Regions from separate parts of the Mus musculus genome. Here region 1 is linked to region 2. Evidence: chromatin loops called from intact Hi-C (ENCODE). Cell type or tissue: left cerebral cortex. All regions are shown on one strand. Region 1 overlaps Cpa5 (carboxypeptidase A5). Region 2 overlaps Cpa2 (carboxypeptidase A2, pancreatic).

Region 1 (2,500 bases), 65 kb before region 2:
ACACCTGAGCTCCCAGAGGCTGCAGAGGAACAGATGGGGACTTGGGACGCTCCCTTTGTGCTGTAGAGTTTGCAAGGACCCTCAGACAGCCAGTGCTGGAGTTCAGAACTTCAGCTGGAGACATAAGAGGGGTCATGAGGAGGTGGGGAGATTTCGCTCTGTTCCCCTGGAGTGTAGAGAACAGTCTTGAGTTTTCCTGCAAACAGGAAGACTGGGGTTGACAGAGCAACCAGGGAACCAGGCCAGTGGAGGCCAGTACAGAGTCCTAGGGGGCCAGAGGAGAGACATCACTGAACGGCATGCCAGAAAGACGTGCAATTAGAGCTTGAGTGGACCGGGTGTTCCTGTGCTTTGTCCAGGGCCCTTCTGGGGAAGTTAGGGGCCCGACAGCCTGCCAAAGGGGATGATGGGTAAGCCGAAGAAATAAAAAGTCAGTATTTCTAGTTTTGTTCTAGAAGGAAGCAGAGAGATGGATGGTAACTAGAGAGGGGAAAGAGACGGGATCAGAGAGATTTTTTTTCGGATGGGCTCAGCCTATTTGTATGCAGATGTGGACAAGCCCACAGAGAGAGGAGTTGGTGAGGCGGAATTCATACTAAATTGTATTCCTCTCTGGATGGTCAGAGCCCGGGTGATTTTTGTTTTCTTCTTGTGCTTTTCTCCTGTTTTTCCAAATTATCTAACATGAATATTTATTAATTTTGTAATCAGAAAAAAAGCCATTAAAATCCCAAGCACTGATTGCTCAAGTGAAGCCTTTCCGTCGTGACTCATCCCAGGGAGGGGGAAACACCGAAGGACTGAAAAGAACGAAGAGGTGAAGAGAAATTAAATGCAAATCAAGCACCCTCGGAATCAGATAATTTCTTGCCTGGCCCACTGCAATTTCCCGACCAACCTCCTGCCTGTCACTCTCCCGGGGCCCTGTCCCCAGCTCAACACAAGCTCAGTAAGGAGGGGGGTTCAGAAATGCAAATCTGATGGTGTAAAAGACCCTCCTGAGTCTCCCCTCTGCCCACTTCACGGGACAGAAGATACCCTTTACAAGGAGCCCGGTCCCATCATCAAATCCAGGTGGGGGCCTCCTTCCCCTAAAGCCCCCCTTCCCCGCTCCTCAGCCGCACGCAGGCACGCATGGGTAATTACAGCTTCACAGCACCAGTGACGTGCAGTGCCTCTGGTATTCGCTCCCATAGCAACCTGTGCGCACTCCATCAGGGCACTCACCCACTCCACGGTAATCACGCATCTACTCCCCCCCCCCTTCCCATCCCCCCCACCCCATCCCACTCTTTCTAGCTCTCCTGGATACAGCCCCTGAGTTTGGTGGGCTTGGTTTTGTTTTCAGTTTCCGTGTTTCCAAGCTCCCTGCCCGATACTCAGCACACAGTAGGGGTGTGTGTGTGTGTGTGTGTGTGTGTGTGTGTGCACATGCACGTGCTCGGTGGGTGCTGTGTATGGAGTACAGCTGTCTTTCCAAGCCCTCCCAGATGCAGAGGTAGAAAAGGAAGATACAGGTCCCCTCCTCAAAATTCTTCCTCTGGATAAAAACCAAAACCACCAGCAGAGTTTTCCATGATTGGCTGTGCCTGGCCCTCACTGCCAAACACATCTCTTTTCTTCAAGTTCTCATATATAGTCATTCAGCTGACATTTATTAAGTCCTAACCAAGGCCAGAAGTGTGCAGATGAGCAAGAGAAAAACAAGGAGAGACCAACGTATCAATAAAGACTCCCTGCGCATGTCAGTCCTGAACACCTTGACATCACTCAAGCTGCCATTACTGAAGGCTCACGGGGGGGGGGGGGGGGGACGACACACACAGCTAGTACTAGAGCTGAGCCCGTGTGTCTTTAGCTCAAATAAGCTTGCTCCACATCAACCTGGGTGTGCAAAGCCCCTTCTAGTCTTGTCAGTGCTTCTGAGCCTCTCTGACCTGCCCCCCTCCCCCGCTGTCACCACAAATCAACCAGGAACAACAGCCTCTCCCCACCCCTGGCGCCCTCAAAGCCACAGCATGACCTCAAGGAGGGCAGCCCGGGCTTAATGCTTTGCAGATTGCACGTTGGAGATTTGCTTGCAGAGGTTAGAGCAGAAAGTTCAGGCATTTTCCTGGGAAGGAGTGACAAGTCCCACAGGAGTTCAGGTTTGGGGACTTCAGGAGAGGCTCTCTCTAAAAGGGGCCAGCGAGGGAAGCTCGGGGGGGGGGGGGGGGGATGTCCCCAACATGCAGTAATCAACCAAGTTTGTTGAGACTTCCAAGTATCTGTTTGCCGAATGCTGCTGGGTTCCCAGGGCTGGCGCAGCAGAAGCAGGGAAACGGGAACTTCAAAATAGAGGCATGGGCTAAAAAGGAGAACTCAGTTCTGTTCTTTTGATGTGGTAGCCTCTTGTCTGTGTGAGTTTCCCCATTTTTGTTTGTGGGGGATTTAATTAGAGAAACATCCCACCCCCACATGTTGAGCGGGAAAACAGATGTGTCTGTGAAGGATAAAGGAC
Region 2 (2,500 bases):
CTGCTCTAAGGGGATGGGCAGGAAGCAGAAATGAACTCATCTTGGAAGCATCTCTTCTTTTAAAATATGGATCCTCTGTACAGCAGAAAAAGCTGTCAGATGAGATCATCCCCCTCTGTGGGAGCTGTTGAAAGAATAGCTCGCTGCATTGGGTGGGAGTCCTGTAACTTCACTTTCTGGGCCCTCTGCAAATTTGTAGAGTCCAAGAGTAGAAGTTTCTATGTATCTATATTTCCAAGTTACAAAGTCACAAATCTAAGGAACCTCTGACAAGCTGTCCACCCTGAAGAAATCACGACATTTGGCAAGGCCACCTTTGCCCTTGATTCTCTCAACAGCTATAGTTGCTCAAGATGCCTGAAGCGGGGATCCCTGTGGGCCTGGCAGAGGCTGTGAATGTTTAAGAATCTCTCAGGGAGCAGGTGGGGGCTGAGATTCCCCAAGCTCTCTACGTGAGCTGGGCAAAATCCGTGTAAATATAACTTATGCCATCTTATGTTAAAATTATTTAAGAATCATGCTTCAGAGGGAGAAGTGGCATCGAATTACTGGATCTGGTTCAATATTTGGTGTCTGGTCTCTGATTATGTTTTTCCTATGCAAAAAAAAAAAAAAATTAGAAGAATAAATCGTTAAAGCAATGAATGAAGTTACCACTCATGCGTGCCCCATCACACCTCCCTAGTGGGTCTTGTCTCACTTCCGTAACTCTCGAGAATTCATTTGGTTTACAAATATTTAATGATTGTTCTCTGTGTTGGAGACTCTGTGCTAGTTATTAGGAAAAAAGACACAGCATCCAGCTTCCGAGTTTGTAATACTTAATCTTCATTGTCATCTTAACTAGATTTGGAACACCTAGGAAATACACTTCTGGAGATCTTTCCAGAGACATTTAACGGAGGAGAAAAAAAACCCACCCTAAATCCTGAATACAGTTGCACAGTCCCACAGGCTGGCGTGTTCAGTTGAGTTAAAAGGAAAGAGGGGAGCCACGTGAGCAGGAGGGCCCCCCCATAGACTAGGGACAAAATGCAAGCACATTCTTCCTGTTCCTATTACCACCCCACTTTCTCTGCCATGGTGCAATGTCCCTTCCAACTTGTAGCCAAAATAAACCTTTCTTCACTTGAGACGAAGCTTGTCAAGTGTTCGGTCACATCGATGAGAAAAGCAACTAATGTACTGTTACAGGAAAGTAGTAGGGAAAAAAAGTAACAAATTTCAACTCTGTGATTAGTGAAGCAGATTTAACTGGTGCCTAAAGCATAAAAGAACGCCCAACTGGCTTGCCAGTGGACCCCCCAAACAGAAAAGCTGAAGTCAATAAAACCAAATGAGCAAGCTAACATTTTATCTTTGACTGTAATTTGAAAATCCATTTCTTAATTCCATTTGTACTTTTTTTTTAAGTTTTCCTTCTCGAAGCATCTACCAGATGATGTAATGCTTCTCTTCCTTATAGATCCTAACCCCCTCTAGCGGTTGATTCCACACTTCTTACGCAGCTTCCCCACCCCCAACCCCAACCCCCAACCCCCACCCCCCTACCCCCGTCATTGTGCAAAGCCTGGCTTCTTTGGCTCAGAGGCTGAACCGGGCTACAGCCTGCGGGAAAACCAAGATGTGAAGCAAACCCAGTTAAATGCTGCCTGGGGCTGTGACAGGGCTGGCTGCACACCCGTGAAGGGAGAGAATTTAGTGATGTGTTTCAAAGAGGGGTTTAAATGACTTGAATCCTAAATGGACTAAACTGGGCTGAAGGCACTGCAGAGCCACGCAAACCAGTCGGCTGGATGGCCAGAATTCAGTCTGGGCATCCCCCCGGATGACACCCGGTGCTCACCTCCGAAATTTGCGTCCCAGTTCCGATTAGGATCCACACCAACACAGAAGCTTCCCGACCGTTTAGACCGGGTCTTTCGCCACATACGATTCTTTAAACATCCAACCAAATACGAATATGGAGGAAGAAAAAGATGGTCATCCCTTGTCATCAGCAGGTCCCTTTCCCGTGTGTTCCCCTGTTCCCTCCCTTCAGAACTGTGCGCTATTTCTTTTGCCCAGAGCTGTCAAATGGTCACCATGCGGGGCTGACTTCATGTTCTTCCTCTCTCAAGTAAATGCCTGCCAAACCATGTTCCATAAAACATGGACCTGTTAAATGCCAGCCACTACCACCACCACAACAACAACAAAGGAAAGAGATGGAATTTGTGAGAGAATAGTTTGGGAAAATATGGGGCTAAATTACTACAGAACTGCCACGGGTGTTTAATGTATTGTGTTTTTTGGGGGGGGGGGTTGTTTTGTTTTGTTTTTGTTTTTAATGAACCTCTAAGAGATTATAGGCAGCATTCCTCTGGCTTGCCTGTGGACCCTAAATCCATTCATGCAGTATCTCAGGCTATGAACAGAGAATGTCAGTCTCTTTGGGGGGTAAAAAAAAAAAAAAAAAAGCTTCTGTCATTGTCATTGTCATCTGCTCTCTACCAGAATA

What was found. A loop is a pair of places that touch in the nucleus more often than their neighbours do. Peaks named below come from ENCODE experiments on the same cell type or tissue, not always from the same donor. Only the 100,000 strongest peaks of a DNase experiment are listed, where the experiment ranks them.
Region 1: a loop joins it to region 2, with 13 times the contacts of the local background. A loop is called at or near these places in 3 of 42 quality-filtered maps.

The regions. Positions count from the first base shown.
Region 1 is chr6:30,616,704-30,619,203 of GRCm38, reverse strand. All of the region lies in intron 4 of Cpa5 (carboxypeptidase A5), which reads right to left. Among named protein-coding and RNA genes, the nearest start is that of Cpa5, 6.9 kb to the right of the region's middle. In left cerebral cortex, a CTCF peak has its summit at 1,094; a DNase peak (open chromatin) is centred at 1,160; H3K4me3 peaks cover 499 bases; H3K27ac peaks cover 622 bases.
Region 2 is chr6:30,551,403-30,553,902 of GRCm38, reverse strand. Cpa2 (carboxypeptidase A2, pancreatic) reads right to left here. Exons shown (of 11, transcript NM_001024698.3): 8 at 1,847-1,937. Among named protein-coding and RNA genes, the nearest start is that of Cpa2, 11 kb to the right of the region's middle. In left cerebral cortex, a CTCF peak has its summit at 1,462; DNase peaks (open chromatin) are centred at 124, 1,020, 1,163 and 1,637; H3K4me3 peaks cover 426 bases; H3K27ac peaks cover 1,518 bases.